Linked DNA regions of Homo sapiens: region 2 is linked to region 1. A link is a loop called in an ENCODE intact Hi-C map of the cell type or tissue named here. Cell type or tissue: Calu3. All regions are shown on one strand. Links, peaks and the distances in the headings refer to the core of each region. The heading gives the core; the rest is flanking DNA. Region 1 has its middle 220 kb from the start of IL15. Region 2 holds the start of LINC02432 (long intergenic non-protein coding RNA 2432).

Region 1 (10,146 bases), core at 2,003-6,002:
CCCCCGATGGGGTAAAGCTTTGCTGACAAAGGACAACTGCTAGAGTCGCAGCTCTGACATTCAGTGCTGATCACCAGGGAAGCCAGAAGAAGGACCCAGATGAAAAGGACTATGGGAAGAAGAAGTTGTGTTCTCTGCATTGCATTCTGTTATATGGGAAGGGTGAAAAGCAGCAGTCCCCTAAAGTCTAAAGAAAGTGACAGTTTTCAAGTTATATCTCCTTTTCTTTATAAAATATTTTAGCATCTTTGCAACTTGGACCGTATCTCATTTCTATTAACCAGCCATAGCAGCTTCCAGAAAACTACCAGCCCCTTTCAAAGGTCATGCCTGTCCTTTTCCCTATTGAATATTTAAGAGTGAAAAGAATTGTAATTGCAAATGGCCAACTATTTTTAAAGATTCAAGCTTTTCCTCTTCCTTCAACACCCCCACCAGCCCCAGCACAGAGTGAAGCTTATTCTCAATTAAGTTCTCCTGTGCCTTATCCAGCCTGGCACAGAGACAGGCAGGTTGGGGCAAAGATAGGGCTCCAGTGGCTGAGGGGCCTCTCAGGCCATGCTGTGTCTGACTCTCCCAGCCTAGCTGAGTCCACTGCACCTCTCTGCATTGCCCTGGGGAGAGAGAAGGGGGTGCAGGTTTCCAAATGGAGTGTGAAAATCAAGAGATACATGTATTTATATGCAGTGGCATCTTAAAAACAAACAATGACAGTATTTGTCTCAGTTTTAGTTTTCTACTATTCCCTTGATTTTTGAATTTCTGCTAAATATTTCTTACCTGTTAGCTTTCTATTAATCAGAACCTGGATTTGTGATTGCGCTTCTCTCTGAAATATGCTGGCCTGATTATACACTGGAATGATGAGAAAAGCAACTTCTAATCATTAGCAATGTAAGAAATTCCTGAAAAATATTCAGTGATCACCTGTGAAATGTGGATGGTGATACTAGTCCTTGAATACATGTAGAAAGTAACAAGCATAATATCAATTTCCTTGCAGGATGAAGCTATCTCACATATGATAAACCTTTCATTTCACAGGCATCATTCTCTGTTTTCTGGTGCAAGGAAAATCAAAGGTCCTCTCATTAGTTTATTAAACTTCAATTCAGTTCCTAGAGATTTAATGAAATAGCCAATGTCTAAATGCTAGATAAGCTACTCATTTTATAAAGTGTTTTCCTACAATATATTATTACATCCCTCCCCTGCTTTTTTTTGTTGTTGTTGTTCAAAACAAGGCAATAGATTAACCTCTCCTCCTTCCTTCTCTGACATCCAACTTGATCTTATTCTATATGCATTAACTGAAAGCTGTTTTTATTATTGAGAAATCCTATGGCAACGTGATATAGGTGTTGCAGATTACATGTCAATTGTGAATACTATGTAGTAACTGCCTCCATTTGTCTTGGTCAGTTTGGGCTGCTTTAACAAAGTACTATAGATTGGGTGGCTCATAAACAACAGAAATTTATTTTTCAGAGTTCAAGAGGCTAGAAGTAGGAGATCAGAGTGCCAGGTTAGGGCACTCTGATGGTAGGGCTTTGGTGAGGGCTTCTGGGTTGCAGACTGCTAACTTCTCATTGCATCCTCACATGATGGGAAGAGGACAAGCTAGCTCTCTGAGTTCTTTTTATAAGGGCTGTAATCCCTTCCATTCTTATAGCCTAATTACTTCCCAAAGGACCCACTATCGGGGGAACCAGCCCCCAATATTTCAGCATACGTTCTTTCTATTTTCCCTAAGTGTCGGTCAGTCTGAGAAATAAAGAGAAAGTGTACAAAGAGAGAAATTTTATAGCTGGGCCTCTGGGGATGCCATCACATATTGGTAGGACAATGATGGCGACCCTGAGCCACAAAACCAGTAAGTTTTTATTAGGGATTTTAGAAGGGGAAGGGATGTACGAACAGGGAGTATGTCACAAGGATCACATGCTTCAAAGGGCAATAAAAGATCACAAGGCAAGGGCAAAATTAGAATTACTGATGAGGGTCCATGTCCTGCTGTGCATGCATTGTCTTGATAAACATCTTAACAGGAAACAGGGTTCGAGAGCAGACAACCAGTCTGACTAGAATTCACCAGGTTGGAATTTCCCAATCCTAGCAAGCCTGAAGGCACTGCAGGAGACCAGGGTGTATTTCAGTCCTTATCTCAACCACATAAGACAGACACTCCCAGAGCAGCCATTCATAGACCTCCCCCCAGGAATGCATTCCTTCCCCAGGTCTATCAATTATTAATATTCCTTGCTAGGAAAAGAATTCAGCGATATTTCTCCTACTCGCACATCTGTCTATAGGTTTTCTACGAGAAGAAAAATATGGCTCTATTCTGCCCAATCCCACAGCAGTCAGACCTTATGGTTATCTCCTTTGTTTCCTGAAAATCGCATTATTCTGTTCTTTTTCAGAGTGCACTGATTTCATGTTGTTAAATACACATGTTTTACAAACGATTTGTACAGTTAATGCAATCATCACAGCGTCCTGAGGTGACATACATACTCAGCTTATGAAGATGATGGGATTAAGAGATTAAAGTAAAGACAGGCATAAGAAATTATAAGAGTATTGATTGGGGAAGTGATAAATGTCCATGAAATCTTCACAATTTATGTTCAGAGATTGCAGTAAAGAAAGGCATAAGAAATTATAAAAGTATTAATATTGGGAACTGATAAATGTCCATGAAATCTTCACAATTTATGTTCTTCTGTGGTGGCTTCAGCCAGTCTCTCCATTCAGGGTCCCTGACTTCCCGCAACAACCCACCATGAGAATTAGATTTCAGCATATAAATTTTGAGGACACACACACATTCAGTTCATTACAACATTATTTCACAGAAAGTTAGGTTTTATGCAATTATAATTCTTATCCTATGGAAGAATCCTTTTCCATTATACTTCATTACCTCAAAGTAGCACTTAAATCTTCCATTGACTTTGATAACAAAGAATACAGTGTGATATGTCCCCCTGAAAAATATATTACTCATTATTTTGTTCCAGTGTTAGTATAGTATGTTTTAATAATATGATTTATAGCACAATTTGGTAATATAATTTATTTATGACAATTAACCAAATGATCTTTTGTCATAAGTTATCAAGGTTAGAATTATGGTTGTATAAATAAACTTTCTGATACAAATTTCTTTTTTAATTATTTCCATATATACTGTTCAGTATACTATGAATATGAAATTGTTTATTATTGTATATTCGTTATCACATTGTTAAGAAAAATTATCCAAAACTTCAAAATAGAGCAAAAGGATGACTGTGTGTCTTCTTAATGTTATTCTGGGCCATTGCCTAACAGATCCACCTAAGAATTCTCTATGATATATCTTTGTTTGAGTTTCTAAGTAACACTGATTAAATCTCAGATTCTGTGAAGTTACATGTTAATTTTTTTCAGAAAGAGATACAAATGATTTCTGGCAGTTAAAAAGATAAGTCCGTAAGTTATGGTTTTATTGCCCTATAAGATATTAACCAGTTTTTTTCTCACCTAGAAAACTTATTTCACACTTTATTTCTCGATTGCTTATTCAAATCTCTGTTCTTCAAGTACTCCTTGCAGCAACTTCATCTGTATTTTGGTTTGCTCTTTTTGAATGAATCAAAAGTGGCAATAGAATTTACCTTTGCTAACTTATTTTTCCCCTTACTCTGATTTTTTGTTTTGTTTCTGGTTCATGTTCAACTTTGGTTCTGGTTTTGGTTTGCACAAAGCCAATACATAGTTATCTATTAGGGACATTGAGCATTTATTATCTAAGAATGTGAGACTATAGGAAATCTGGTTTGTAGTTATTTTGTTTGTACATGTTTCCAGTGTCCTCTGGTCATTCATATACATGTTCAGTGATTCATTAGAAGGTCTCACAGGACTCCAGGCACCTTAATTGTACTCATGGCTATAGTTTACTACAGCTAAGACATAAAGCAGAATTAGCAAGGACAAAAAGCCTCATCAGGAGGGATCTGGAGAGATCTAGGCACAACTTCCAAAGTTCTCCCTCAGGAGGGTGTGCAATACACGCCCCTTCCTCCAGCAATGAACTGTGGTAACATGCACAAAGTGTTTCTGTCTGGGAAAGCCTGCTTTAGACAGAGCGGAAAGTTTTTATTGGAGGTTGGTCATGCAGGTACTCTCTACCTGTGCTACCAGCCGCGATTACCAAAAGCCCAGACTCCCAGAAGGAAAGCAGGTGTTCATCATAAATCACATTGTTTGCACAAACACTGTAGACAGGCTGGTACATTAGAGTTCAGTGCCCCCAGGCATGCAAAACAGCTTTATAAATTAGTCATGTGGGAAACATTTCAAAAGCCAAATTTTTAGATGCCAGTCAAGGTCAGCCGCACAAGCAAGCCCTTCTACAGAAATGTGAGAATTAGGAAACATCAAGCTTGCTGCGTTAACATTTTCTCGCATAGCATGTTTACTATTATGTACATTTGGACTCACGCCATAATCCCAGCACTTTGGGAGGCTGAGGTGGGTGGATCACGAGGTCAGGAGTTTAAGACCAGCCTGACCAAGATGGTGAAACCCAGTCTCTACTAAAAATACAAAAATTAGCCGGGCACGGTGGCAGGTGCCTGTAATCCCAGCTATTCAGGAGGCTGAAGCAGAAGAATAGCTTGAACCCAGGGGGTGGAGGTTGCAGTGAGCTGAGATCGTGCCACTGCACTCCAGCCTGGGTGATAGAGTGAGTCTCTATCTCAAAAAAAAAAAAAAAGAAAAAGAAAGTATGTGATGGTTACCAGATATGTTTTTTGAGATCTGTACTTTGGGATCTTAACCAGTGAGATTGTTTGTCCTGCATTTACTTTATTATTATTATTATTATTGCTTTACAGATGTTTTCATCTGCACTTCGGACTTTCCTTCAGGTAAGCTGAGAGGAAAAATTCTGTCTCAGGTGAAGAAAAAAAAAGTATTAAAGTATGTTGAAAAAGACAAACCTGGGCCAAAGGCTCGTAGTAGATTGAGATGAGGATTAAGAATTGACTAGGCTGGGTGTGGTGGCTCACGCCTGTAATCCCAGCACTTTGGGAGACCGAGGCGGGCAGATCACGAGGTCAGGAGATCGAGACCATCCTGGAGAACACAGTGAAACCCCTTCTCTACTAAAAATACAAAAAAAAAAAAAAAAAAAAAAAAAAAAAAAAAATTAGCCGGGCGTGGTGGCAGGCGCCTATAGTCCCAGCTACTCAGGAAGCTGAGGCAGGAGAATGGCATGAACCTGGGAAGTGGAGCTTGCAGTGAGCCGAGACTGCGCCACTACACTCCAGCCTAGGAGACAGAGCAAGACTCCGTCTCAAAAAAAAAAAAAAAAAAAAAAAAAAAGAATTGACTATTGGATTTAGCAACAAAGCATTTGACTGCATTTACTTTTGGTCCATAGCTGAAGTTGCTTGTCTGAAGCTGCATGCTGTCTGCCATGGACTGAAGTTTGTCGCCCACCAAATTCATATGTTGAATTCCTATCCCTCAATGTAATGGTATTTGGAGATGGGGTCTTTGGGAGGTAATTAGGTTTAGATGAGGTCATGAGGGTAGGACCCTCTTGATGAGATCAGTGCCCTTATGAGAGGACACACCAGAGAGCTTACTTTCTCTCCACCATGTGAGAAAACAGTGAGGAGGTGGCTGGCCATCTGTAAGCCAGAAAGCAGGCCCTTAATAGAAGCCTACCATTCTGGCACCCTAATATCAGACTTCCAGCCTCCAGGATTGTGAGAAAATGAACTTTTATTGTTTACGTATGTAAGCCACCCCATCTAGAGTATTTTGTGATGGCAGTCCAAACTGACTAAACACAGTCTGTGTGTCTATGTGCCAATAATTAAGCAAAACTTTTGCTTCTTATTGTCTGAGCTTAAAATATTTTCCTATTTTCAAAGTATGTGAATAAGCAGAATTATAAATTCTATTAAATGAAAGATCTCTGTTTCTAAGTAGCTTATAGAGACTAATAAAAGTATAATATATATATTTTTAAATGCTGTCATGACTCAGTTTTAAGGCTCTGGCTAGAGGCCAGTCTGTTCTCCATCTTAAGCAGTTGAGTAAGTTGCTTAACCACTTTCCACATTAGGCCATCATACATCCTCCCTAATTTCCCTGAGGCCAGGTACCAGACAACTAGGGACACACCTTAAGCCCCAGAACCCACCAAAATCATTCAAATTATCCTATCCAGGGAGCCTGTGAAACCCAGCTAATCCCACCAGAACTGCAAGACCTGAGCTGCCCCTTACAGCCACAGCTTGTTGCCACCTGTCACAGGGCACCACCTCGTGTGGCCATGCCTGGCAGTGTTGCAGACCTTTCTCCTTAGTTCAGCTAAAACTGGGTTCTTGTCATGTGACCAGGAAATATTAGGCTTGCGGACACATAGAAGGGTGAGGAGCAGAATTTATTTGGAGAAAAGGAAAAAGGAAAAATAACTCTCAGCAAAGTGAGAGAGAATCCTGCTAGCAGGTTTCCCACCTCACTGATTGAATCCCAGGTTCCCACCCAGGAAATGAAAACACCAGTCTCCTCCCTGCTGCAAATGGCTTGAACTTCCCGAGGCTCCACTCCGTCCTCCCAGTGCACAGGTGGGCAATGTTCAGAGAGAATCAGTTGGGAAAGGGCAGGCTTCATCTGAGACCAGCAGTCTGGGTTTTCAGCCTTCAGGCTGTTTCAGGCTTGAAGGCGGGGTTTTGCTGGGTACCCTTGGCTGCCTCTTGTCTCTATCAGCAGGCTTCTCTTGTTGGGAAGTGTAAGTAACAAAGAGTCCTGCCTTTCATCTATCTGAGTGTCAGTGTGCTGGTTCCGGCCATGAAAAGGATATTACCAAACATACAGTGTACATAACACAAGAAAACAAAGAGTTCCCAGGAAAAAATTTCTATTGCTTGGTATATACTATTATTGGTTTCTCCCCCTCCACCAGAGAATAAAGCCCTAATTTCCTAAGGCATCCTTTGTATATAATTAACTTTTCTCTGATGCATCTACATTACTATTAGGTATGTACTATCCTTGGGAGAATTGAAAAAATAGTCACTCAAATTATTTTCTCTGTTCTGTGGTTCAGTGAGGAATTCCACTCTAGAGAAACTATCTAAGCTTTTAGGGTTAAGAAAGAAAAACTTCTCTCAGCAATAGCTCAGTAATTTATTTATGTAGCAATTCACATTCATATGTTCAAAATGCATCCACGGAAAAAATGAGATTGGCTCAATGAGTTTTAAAAACAGTTATATATCTTTTTCCTGACTTTTTTCAGTGTAAAGTATAGAATAAACCTTTTTTTATAAGATTTGGGTTTGTTTTCTCACAAAAAGACTGTTAATATGAATGTCCTAAAATTCTATATTGGTTTATTGTTCAGATTAATGAATACTCTTCCATATAAACATTAAGATTATAAAACACATCAAATTATGTATTCAGTTAACCAAATTATAATTCCAGCAAACTTTTAGATATCAATAGTGATTGTGTTATTTTTCCATTTGTCAATCTAAACCAACCAGGATTCTGAGTTAAATTTAAAATCTTGATTAATACCATAATTAATACATAATCTTTGGAGGCATGGATAATTTCTAAGCAACACAGAATACTGAAAATTTGGTTACCAAGCATAGTTTTTATTTAAAATGTTACAGAGTGACTATACCTTTGAGATATGTTCAAGAACATTTTTATTTTTGCCACTTTAAGAGTGTCAAAGGAACGTGTGATTTTAGAGGTTGTGTAATGTGTACTCATGAGTTTCTCTGGTCTGCCAAAATACTTGTGTAAGACAGAGAGTTCTCAATCCTGCCTCCCACTTTTTGTTGTGAAGTAGAACTTTGTACTTTGGTTGAAAGTTTTAATTGCCATAGATGAGCATGACTCTAAATGGAAAAATTATGGCAAATAAATATAACCATTGTATTCAAGGTAATGAAATGTGTTCTTGTTTTTTTAAAGGAAAAAGATAATAGTTTTATTCTAAAATAATGTGTCAAGATAAGTAGATATAGAACGTTGTGTAAGGTTTTAGGAAAATAAACTTTTTTTTGGTCTGGGGTTATATCCCCAAAAAGTATGAGTCTGAAAAGAAGCAATGGAATGTGTTGGTACACTTTTGATGAGTTTTCTTATCAAGGAAAAAAAAATTGTGAATTCTTTACTACCAAGGCCTTGTAGTACTCAGTTCCTCTGAACAAGAAATGATAAAAGGTTAATTTTTAACTTTTGTGTAATTTTCCATACAACAGAAATGTTGCACCTCATCAGAATAACTTTTTTTTGTGCATTTTCCTTGCTTTGATTATCTACCCTTCATCATTTTTTAAAAAGTTATTTCTGAAAGAGCTAAGGTCTCTTAGAATTAGGTTACCTTTTGCTATATCTATTTTAAAATATTCTTTTGACATTATGATTAATAGGTAGCCAGGCTACACCCATTTATTTTTCTTAGTCACCCATGTTTCTCTCTTAATCAAGTGTCTAATCTCCTCTGATAATTCTTTTGATTTAGTCCTCCTTAAAAAGAGATTGTACATTCAAAGAGATTAATATCAAGATATCTTTTATACATAAATAATGTTTGGGGTATTCCAAAAGTCTCTGGATAACTATAGAGGTCCTTCTTTCACCTTATTAAGGGAGAAATACTAGTAATAATTAGGTTGTTTGATATACTTGATATTTCTTAATTAGTTCTTATTGGATGTACTTGGTATTTCTTAATTAGTTCTACCCTATTGTAAGAGCTGCATAGGAAGAGCTGTGAAATCAAGAGACACGGAACTTTTTCTAAATTAGTTTTGTATGGGGAAATATACTAATACAAATACATTTCAGTGAGTATCCCAAACAATCAAAATGAGTGACTGAGGCATAAGTCTCAATTGAGGTTTATTAAGCCAGCTTTAGGGTGCATCTGGGAAAAACAGCCACAGACACATAAGTGGCTGATTTTCCAGAGAGGTTTTCAGGAGGTTTAGTATTTATACATTTCCTTAAAGGGCACAGGGAGAAGGCACCTAGGAAGAGGAGAAGGTAGGCTGTAAGGCAAATGGTTACAAGATTTACTTAATGCCTAGTAAACCTACATTTTACATAAAATAAGGTAAATATTTAAAGAGAAAAAGTGAATAAAAGAAGACTCAATTATGCAGTCTTTGTCTTCATTCTGCACCTGGGATGATAAGATTATAATAGATATTAACAGTGTGGAATTGAAGAGACTCTAGTTTTATAATAGGAGCTAGACTTAGATTGTAGACTTAAAGTTACAATTGGCATATCCTCATTTATGAGAGGCCAGCGAAGAATTTACTTATGAATGATCTGTAGAGGCTGTCCTTCAGCAGATGCCTCAGACCTTTTGCCTTTCCATGGGAATCTGGCTGAGGCATGTTAGGAGCAGATATTCACTTGGAAAAGGATGCTGCAATTATCTTCTCTTTTGCACAAGACGGCTTGGGGTCTGGAGATTTTTTAATTCTTACTTACATCCCCATTATAGAAAGAATTGGAAGGCTCCAGGATTTAGGCAATGCTCTCACAGTTCATAATATGTTTTACCTTTAGAGGAAACATGGATCAAATCTTTATGATATCACTATCTATTATAACCCAACAGAGAATTTTACTCCCATTGAATCTTACAATGTTGCTTAATGTAATAAATTAATCACCAACAGATGATTTATACTCTCATGTTTACCTGAGGACTCATTATAAGCTACAGTTTAGGAATTTGGTCCTCAGAAAAGAATCATGTTCTCAGAACATCATAGAAAAGACTACCAGCTAATTCAAGGCATAGACTTTTGGATACCAGGGGACTGACTGAAGATTTCCAAATTTTTTTTTAGTCAAGAAACAGGCAATGTTATGAAGGCTTGGGTCAGATTGGTGAACCAAGATCTAATAGAACAAATTCTTGTTTGACCAAAAGAGTCAAACTCTGTAAAATATTTTAAAAGGTTTATTCTCAGAAAAATATGAGTAACCAAGGCCCACAGCACAGCCACAGGAGGTCCTGAGAACATGTGCCCAAGGTAGTTGGGTTACAGCTTGATTTTATACATTTTAGAGAACAGAAGTTATAGGCAAACATCAATC
Region 2 (10,146 bases), core at 2,124-6,123, 520 kb after region 1:
TATCCTAATACTATCTGTATCATACTATGCAAATATGATATAAAATTTGGCTCCATGTTAAATCTGGCTTCATGCTTAACTATGTTAAAGAATTGCCAAACTGCCAGTGTATTTCTTTACAATATTTCTTAATTTACTTTCATTAAGAATAAGAACTTTATGAGCAGTGTTAATTAGCTAAACTTCTCTAATTGTTTTATTAGGTTTTAAAGAATATTTTACTATCTAAATTTTGTCAACTTTCTATTTTCTCTGTATATGTGTGAAGATAGACACACAGAGAAACGGGGAAAAACTACATATGACTTACACAGACCATATATGAACTACTTGGATTTATTTGTTTCATCCTAACTTTTCTAAAAAAAAAAACAAAAAAAAGTCATTTTACTTCAGGATAAAAATTTACCATACAAGATCCTTTCTCATACAAAATTATTCTCTTATTCTCTTTTATTTATAACTTTTTTTTTTTACCAAAAATACATGTACATACCTATAACTTTCTTCACATCTCTCTCCCCTATTTACTGTTCCTTTCTACCTTGTTGCATACATAACCTTTTCGAGTCTATAACTTGAATTAACCTTTAGATAACTTCTGAATTAGACAGAATTATTCTTTTTCTCAGGAAGGACACATCCTCTTTGGCACATTTTATGTACAGAATTGTACATTAACTACAATTCTTACTCTTAGTCACCTTAAATTTTAGTGAAAATGGAAACCAGAAATCCTGAACTGTCAAATATTAGCATTTTATAGATGAGACCATTCCACAATTTTTAGAAACATATTTCCCTATATCATAGCCCTTTCTTAATAGTAAATAACTCAGACATCCAATGAACATCAAAAACAATTTTAAGATTTTATGTTACACAAAAAGTTCACCTACAACATTTATCCCATTTGCATATACTCAATTCTTTCATTTTTAACAGTTTTATTACTTCTGAAAACTGAGATATTAAAGCTAGTCATTATTTCAAATTATTTCCTTGTCAACCATTTTTTACAGCCTGTCACTATAAGGTGCTCACCTAACTTAAGAAACTTACAGTTAAATACATAGGTATTTTTGTTAATAATTCAGAAGATTCAGCTGTTTTTATTAAACTAACAACATCAAATTAGTCTCATTTGTCAAGGCACACAACGATCATTTTGTTTTGGCTGAGTTTATAGTTTCATAACCTTCTGTGCCAAACCATGACACCTCAAAATATCCAGCACAGACAAATATAAAACACAGACAAAAGTGTATTCTAACATATCTGAAGACACTTCTATTTTTATCTTACCAATAATTTTAAAGATAGCTTGTTTGTTAAAAATTTGCTTAAGTCACATGAACTTGAAAACTTTTTTGAGCTTATTTACTTAATTTATGAGTGCTGTTTTATTTATAAGTCAATTTGGTAGATATGATATATAACATAATAAATATGCATATACATAAACATATCTAATGCATATACACACATAATAATCTAATAGCTTTTATTTCAGAACACTAGCCATGAGATAGCAATACAAACTCAACAGTTTACAAACATGTACACATGGCTAAACTTTGTTTACCCCAATAAGTAATCCAACAAATGCTGTAAACTAAAATTTTGGGTAAAGCAGTTTCCGTGGTAGTTTGATTTTTAAAGGGCAAACCTTCACAGACTCCAAAGAACACAGGGGTCAAACAGCAACACAGAACAACATCACATATTAACCAGCCTGATCCTACTTAGAACAGCAGCCTAAAAGCCTGGATAGACAGAACTCTATCCTGCTTTCTCATTCAACAGCATGACCCATGGAGAGGCCAAATTTCCCCAGATTCCAAGGAATATTGGGGCCAAACTGTATTACAAAAGATTATCAGTTTATCAAATTCTGATTTCCCATGGCTATATGGACTATCTAAAGAGGGCCAATCAAACATCACTGTGCAAAACATCATCAACAAAACTCTGTCAACCTTTGAATGGTGGCTTCCTTCACCAAAGTTCTAACTAAGTAAGGGTTGCCAGATAAAGTACAGAAGGCCCAGTTAAACTTGAAATGCATATGAACAAGAAATATATTTTAGTATGAATATGTCTCATGCAATATTTGGGACATAATTATGCTAAAGAAAGTATTCACAGTTTTTCCAACATTCAAATTGGAATGAGTGTCCTGTATTTTTATTTGCTAAAATGGGCAACCCTAAGCTGGTATCTCTACAGTTACATACACTTACCAACCCCACCCATTCATACTGGTCCAAGTTACACCCCAAAAGAGGGCAGAAACAGAATCTGAACAAGCTCAAGTTTGGAGGGCAAAAATGTTTCATTCTGCCTTCTGGATTGCTGTATGAAGACTTTTGTTGTGAAAGATATGAATAGAACCATGTGGAGGGGAAAAAGTGTGACGTTGAGAGTGTCCTATAAGCAAACCAGCACCCCCAAAATCCACGCTGCTTCCACTAACTTCTGTCACTGGCTTCCCACACCCAGTGAGTTCCTATTAAAATCCTTCCTTCTGTGGGATATCCTCCACTGAAGTAGTCACTTTTGTGCAATGCTTTACTACCAATATCTACCTAGAGAAATCAGGCTAAATGAATCTAGTCTCATACTTTGTAAAACTCAATTATAAATTGTTTCAAATGCTGTTTTGAAGGATGTGAACCCTCATGAAGTTACATCTGAGGTAAATATTTCATGGGTATGATAGTTAATTTTTTCATTTAAATGATGCAATGTTATGTTATTCCTTGTTTTGTATGCAGGCACACATGTGCACATAAATAAAAACTGTTACTGATCTGTACAGCCTTTTATAGCCCTATAACCATGACTTCAGGTCTCACTTAAATACTGAGTCTCACCCAGCTTTTGTTAGTGGGTATCTTTAAAAATGGCAAAATCAGGACTTGAATCCATTCAGAGCATGTACACATAGCATATGAAAAACATTGACTTGCTGCCTGCCATTGCCTAGGAATATCCTGGACCAAGTCCCAGACACTGGCCTATGTCCCAGACACTGGTTTTCACCTTGATAGATTATCTGGTTCTAACTGCACAACATAATGTAATGTCCAGTCAATTTCACAAGATCCTCACATTCATGTGTTCTGAGACATCTCTCAAATATTGGGTAATGTACTCGAGCTTGTATTCCCAGAGTTTGTTATAGCCCAAAGCCTTCTAATTAGATATATAGAACTTGCTAATAATCACTTCTGTATTCATCGTTATTAATATAGTATTCAACTGTGCTGTTGTCTTAATGAGTAGAAGTTCATACACTGAGCAGAAAATTGCTCACCTTTTATAAAGATACTGAGAGGTGACAGCGTGCAGGCAGTCCTCACAGCCCTCGCTCGCTCTGGGCGCCTCCTCTGTCTGGGCTCCCACTTTGGCGGCACTTGAGGAGCCCCCTTCAGCCCACCGCTGCACTGTGGGAGCCCCTTTCTGAGCTGGCCAAGGCCAGAGCCGGCTCCCTCAGCTTGCAGGGAGGTGTGGAGGGAGAGGCGCGAGCGGGAACCGGGGCTGCGCCCGGCGCTTGCGGGCCAGCTGGAGTTCCGGGTGGGCGTGGGCTTGGCGGGCCCTGCACTCGGAGCAGCCGGCCGGCCCTGCACTCGGAGCAGCCGGCCGGCCCTGCACTCGGAGCAGCCGGCCGGCCCTGCACTCGGAGCAGCCGGCCGGCCCTGCACTCGGAGCAGCCGGCCGGCCCTGCACTCGGAGCAGCCGGCCGGCCCTGCACTCGGAGCAGCCGGCCGGCCCTGCACTCGGAGCAGCCGGCCGGCCCTGCCGGACCCGGGCAATGAGGGGCTTAGCACCCGGGCCAGCGGCTGTGGAGGGTGTACTGGGTCCCCCAGCAGTGCCAGCCCACCGGCGCTGCGCTCGATTTCTCGCCGGGCCTCAGCTGCCTTCCCGTGGGGCAGGGCTCGGGACCTGCAGCCCGCCATGCCTGAGCCTCCCACTCCCTCAGTGGGCTCCTGTGCGGCCCGAGCCTCCTCGAGGAGCGCCATCCCCTGCTCCACGGCGCCCAGTCCCATCAACCACCCAAGGGCTGAGGAGTGCGGGCGCACGGCGCGGGACTGGCAGGCAGCTCCATCTGCAGCCCCGCTGCGGGATCCACTGGGTGAAGCCAACTGGGCTCCTGAGTCTGGTGGGGACGTGGAGAACCTTTATGTCTAGCCCGGGGATTGTAAATACACCAATCGGCACTCAGTATCTAGCTCAAGGTTTGTAAACACATCAATCAGCACCCTGTGTCTAGCTCAGGGTTTGTGAATGCACCAATGGACACTCTGTATCTAGCTACTCTGGTGGGGACGTGGAGAACCTTTGTGTCTAGCTCAGGGATTATAAACGCACCAATCAGCGCCCTGTCAAAACAGACCACTAGGCTCTACCAATCAGCAGGATGTGGGTGGGGGCCAGATAAGAAAATAAAAGCAGGCTGCCTGAGACAGCAGTGGCAACCCGCTCCGGTGTCCTTCCATGCTGTGGAGGCTCTGTTGTTTCGCTCTTTCTACTGCTTACTCTTCGGGTCCACACTGCTTTTATGAGCTGTAACACTCACCCTGAAGGTTTGCAACTTGACTCCTGAAGCCAGCAAGACCACGAGCCCCAGGGAGGAACGAACAACTCCAGACGCGCTGCCTTAAGAGCTGTAACACTCACCGAGAAGGTCTGCAGCTTCACTCCTGAGCCAGCGAGGCCACGAACCCACCAGAAGGAAGAAACTCTGAACACATCCGAACATCAGAAGGAACAAACTCCAGACGTGCCACCTTAAGAGCTGTTAACACTCACCGCGAGGGTCCGCGGCTTCATTTTTGAAGTCAGTGAGACCAAGAACCAACCAATTCGGGACACAATACCAACTCTTTCATGCCAGGAGAAGCCTCCTTAAAAAATTTCGGTGATTAACAGGTAAATATCACTTACCACCTGTGCTAAACTTACCAGTTATTACGTATACTACAGGATATTCTGCTGAAAATATGGGCAAATATAGGTGTGTAAAAAGTCCCAGTATTAGTGGGGTGGGGAACAGAGAATCTATGGCTGGTGATCACACCTGAAGCTACTATGTGCTTATTCCTGCTGGCTGACGTTTGCTGTGTGGCAAGTGCCTCTGTTCCTAAACACCATACTCTTCCTGAAATCTCTAACATGCTCACATCCGATTTCCAGGTAGAAGGAGTTAGGCATGCAAGCATCATGATTTTCTCAGCTAAGTGTTGACATGTCCCTAAAGTCTTCAGACAATTTTCTGTTCCTGTAAATGTTCCTCACCTATTACTCATGACAACTGTCCTCCTTTCATCCTCTTTAAGCTCTGCTCAAAGAAACCACTCAAAAGAAATTTTCATGAAATCAACTCACCAGGCAGAGAGTACCAGAGTACGCTGTGAGCTGGATCGGGGACAGCCTGTTTTGTCACCATTGTTTCATTAGCATCTAGTAGAGTTCTCGGTGCATATGTGCTCTAGGCACACTTAAGAGAGAAAAAAGAAATATATGCTCAGACCCTATTACACACACTCAAATAAAACAAATTTCTTTATTCATTTTAATAGTTTCTAAATATCATTATACTCTTCTATTAGTAGGATAATCTTCAGAAAATCAGAACTAAAAAGGCATTATTAGGATTTATTTTTAGAGTTTATAGTATGAGTGTTTTTTAAATTTCTCATTCTCGCTCCTTTGCTTTCTATTTACTATTTGTTGAGTATTTATTATATGTAAGAAAAACTATACTAAGTGTTGTGGATTTCATAAATTTAGTATTTAAATTTCCTGAAGATTCCAATAAAGGCTTTCTCTTTTCTTTGAACAAACACACTTAACCACCCCCTAAAAATCCACTGAGTAGTGTTTATACTGTCTTAATCTTTTCAGATGCTAAAAGCAACATATTCCTAAGCTGAGACATTCTCTACAGTAAAACATAATTTTTCCCAATTATAAGAAATTTAAGAGATGTTAGGGAAGAAACTATAAAGACGTATTTTATATCCAGAAAAGCTAGATGTTTTCCATTTTAGTTGATGTTATATATTCTGGGCACATTCCTGGACTGAAAAACAGAAGTATACTACATTTCTAAGACACATTCCCCAAAACAGCTTTACATAGAAGTTCCTGTGATCCTAATTACAACCCTATCAAGTAGGTGGGTGGGTATTAATAGATCACTTGGGGGTATGAAAATCATAGTGCAGACATACTGAATGACTTCTCCAGCATCAACAGGGAAGTAACAACAGCCTCTTTGGAAGGTAGCCCAGTACAAAGGATTTGAGAGTCATAAAACCTGGGTTTGAAACTGTGATTTGGTGAAATTACTTAATATATCTCTCTCTCTCTCTTTCCCCATAAAAAAGAAATTAGGTTGAACCATTTGAAATTTCCAATATGCAACATTTTCGACCTACAAAAATGGCAATTTCATGAGGTTCAACCTCATAATAATGTTAACACTTAAAAGAGTTGTTCTAAATGTAAAACCCAATACTATATTTAAAGCATCTAGCACGGAGCCTGGAATAGAGAAGTGCTAGACAAATGCTAGTTCTTTTTGTCCTTCCAGTGTCAGTCCTACAGCATCAGCACAATTCTGTCACTCATGTCTCAGCCATTCCTTGTAAGATTTTAGACAATGTAAAATACATTAAGTGTATTTTATTTTATAATATATTCACTAAAATATCAATACATTTTGAAATTTCAGGAGGTAAGAGAAAAACAAGCAGGTGTGTAATTACTGCTGATTTTGTAGCTTAATTCAGCAGTGCAAAGATTTTCCTGTCTACTTCCAAGCAGGGACATACCTGTCTTGAGCTTACACATTCACAGTAGTCTCAAAACCTAAACCAGGAGACTCTAGGCTTGCTTTTGGTTGCAGTTTAATAATACTGTGGATTAGTAGCCAAACATTTCTTTGAAACATTCAGTAAGAGCTAGGCAATACAGATCTGGTGTCTGGGTCTTCCAGGAAACTGACAATTTTAGGAAAGCCATGGAGGGGGGGAAAATGAAACAAGGTAAAGAGAAAGCTGTAAAATGAAGTTGATGCAGTACTGGACAAACCCAACACCCAAAATTTTCAGTTTCCATGTTCCTGCATTGTCCCTACCTTCATCCTTAAGAGTTTCAAGAGACCAAATGATCCAAAGAGCTAAGGACCCTGGATCCAAGAATACTGTTTTCCGTCTGGTAAGGACACATTTTTTTTTTTTTAATCTGTGAGCTCAACTTCCAAAGGGCATTTAAATCAATGAGAAAAGAAACAGACTATCCAGGGAAATCAATTCTAATAATCAATCGGGTAACAAAGGTCTAGCCATTTATATTCATAAAAGTAATTAGGAGTCTTGAGCGTTTAAGAACATGAATGTTTTTGTTAAAGGAAATGTACATTAATTTTCATATTAATTCATCTAAAACACAGATCTTGCTTTTGTTGAAATTATTTTCCCTCTTTCACTTTTTACCTCCTTTCTCCATGAGCATTCATTCCTATGGACTTGCTACAGTATACTAGTCACAGAGCCATCGGTCATTAAATAACTATTTACTGATTCTCCTACTTGTACTCACTATTTTACAGGCCAGATAAACATTAAAGAAAACTTTTGTAATGCTTCCTGATGTCTTTTTTATCCCCTTCCGTTAAACAAGAATCTCAGGGTTTTATAAGCTTGCAATATCCTCCAACAACGGTTGCCTAATCATCTGTTGCTAAATCAAAGCTTGATGAGATGAGCAGATAAAAATACAATCAGGGTGTGGTTATATTTCCCTCAGCAGAGGCCTCATATTGCACCACATTTGAAGAAGTAATAGACAGTGATTTTGTAGGCTGTCTCAGGCTCAGCTCATGTTCTGTTTGTGATAATTAGAACTTGTGAACCTCAAGAATGAGCAAGAGTTCTTTTTGCTTACTTCTGCTGTCCACACAACCAAAGGTCTATCTTCTTATATACGAATAGCAAGGAGAGCGGCCTTTGGAGACTGTGTGAAGCCAATCAAATAGGAAAGGCTCATTTATAGCATAGTTTTCAGCATGCTTCTAAACTAGTAGCTGTTCAGAACCTGGAAGAATATGAATCAAATTGCATATTTTGAATTGTACTAGTCTGAATCGACTCATTACTATGAATCTTGCAAATGTTCCCTTAAGCAATGAGGAAGGAGGAAATATAGAAAGTAAATCTACTTAGTAATATAAAAGGCAATACTAGCAAGGCCACACTCTCAAAGAAATTAATCGGTAAGTATTGATTTTTTACACTGTGTGAAGTTCCCATCCATGCAAACGACAACAAGGCCCTGTTGTTTGACAAACCATTTATTCAGGATCATTGGTATCGACTTGTAGTGAGTCAACAAAAGTAGGGAGTTCACATATTTTTTCTTCATTCAATAGAAAATACTGTGTCTCCTTGGCAACTGAGATTGCTTGGTTGACTTTTCCCTTTGCTTTCTACTTACAAGGTACAAACAATGAAGGAGTCCCACCACCTGTGACTTGGGTTCAGAAACAGATTTCTCTGCCTCAAATCACTGAAATAACCCACTTTGTGTGAGGGCGCAATTCTGTGCTTTATTAGATGTATATAGCATCTTTATGGTCAAGTCTCAGACAAATGATAAAAAGTAATTCAAATATAGAAAGTAGTTTTTAATGCCTGAGTTATGATTTCCTCATTCGGAGGCTCCTGAAATGCAAGTGAATAAGAATTATCACTCTTAACTAGCAAACAATACACTTTATTTTCAAACATAATCAACTTATGTAACGAAACAACTGAGTAAAAACATAAACACTTTTTCCCCATTAGGTAGAGTTTTCTCAGAACTCTGGAGTTGTGAAAATGACCCTAAGCTCAAGCAAAGAGGTGTAGAGTTACATCTCTCTTTCTACATTGGCATTGGTGATTAAAAGAAATCAGGATGAGCAGATGGTGCCTAAGGTACAAATCTTGAATATCCACTTTTCTGGAGATAGAATATCAAGTGCTGGTGTCGTCTCCCACCTCACCATTGCTGCTTTTCTCCCACTTCATTGATCTATCTCCTCCATGTCAGGCCCATGTGAGAGCTGAGGGCTTGGTTTCCTCTGATAGAAAGAAGACAAATACAGTTGACCTGGGGCTGTAGAACCAGAGGATTTGCAAAGGCATTATTGCAATCAATATCCAATCACATCAGTTTCCTTGTATATGTGCTACAGAGCAGTTCCCACTCTGTAGGTCTTTTGCTGGGTCACAATTTGATGTTTCATCTTTATACTCTAGGAAACAAGTGGACTCATGAATTTGAAGGGTTTTGTCTTCCTCTCTTAGAGTGGTCCTCTTACTCCTCTTCTCATTGGCCCCTAATTTTATTCCACCTGTGGAGACACTCCAGAATCAAGCCTCGGGTTATACTGGGTAGCTGACTGTGCAGATAGGACAAATCATGATTTGTAATCTTCCTTCACTGGTACCCTGCTCAAATACCAACACTCGTGTGCTTCCTATTGTTGAAGGTTTCACTCTGTAATACTAAGGGCAGTATTTGCTCCTGTACTAGGTTCAACAGTGTCCTTCAAAAATTCATGTGCACCCTAAACCTCAGAATGGGATCTTATTTGGAAATAAGAGTCTTTGTGTATGCAGTTAGTTAAATATAAGTTTACTCTGGATTAGAGTCAACCTATTAAGGACCTTATAAGAGGAGAGGACACACAGAGACATAGAAAAGAAAACAGTGTGACAACTGAGACAGAGACTGGAGTGACGCTGCCGCAACCACTTTCTTGCTAGGAAGAGGAAAGAAAGGATTCTTCCCTAGCGTCTTTAGAGGGGAGACAGCTCTGCCAACACCTTAATTTTGAACTTCTCATTTCCAGAATAGTGAAAAAATTAATTTATGTTGTTTAAGCCATTCAATTTTTTGTTTGTTTTACTTTCATTTACTTAATCTATTTATTCATACTACATAGATAATTATTTACTTTTTCTTTTTATTAGTGATGTCCTCTCACAAGAACTTAAGCTTCAGGAAAGCAAGGATATTTGTGTGTGTGTATGTGAGTGTGTGTTTGTATGTGTGTGTATGTGTGTGTGTGGTTTATTTCTATACTCTCAG

The links. Hi-C counts contacts between places; a loop is a spot of excess contacts. Peaks named below come from ENCODE experiments on the same cell type or tissue, not always from the same donor. Only the 100,000 strongest peaks of a DNase experiment are listed, where the experiment ranks them.
Region 2: a loop joins it to region 1, with 6 times the contacts of the local background. A loop is called at or near these places in 1 of 110 quality-filtered maps.

The regions. Positions count from the first base shown.
Region 1 is chr4:141,847,656-141,857,801 of GRCh38, reverse strand. No RefSeq gene overlaps it. Among named protein-coding and RNA genes, the nearest start is that of IL15, 220 kb to the right of the region's middle. In Calu3, for the core only: no CTCF peak of the experiment used is centred there; DNase peaks (open chromatin) are centred at 2,131 and 4,231.
Region 2 is chr4:141,326,948-141,337,093 of GRCh38, reverse strand. LINC02432 (long intergenic non-protein coding RNA 2432) reads left to right here and starts at 4,477. Exons shown (of 4, transcript NR_121625.1): 1 at 4,477-4,935. RefSeq lists an enhancer at 4,383-5,582. In Calu3, for the core only: no CTCF peak of the experiment used is centred there; DNase peaks (open chromatin) are centred at 4,193 and 4,473.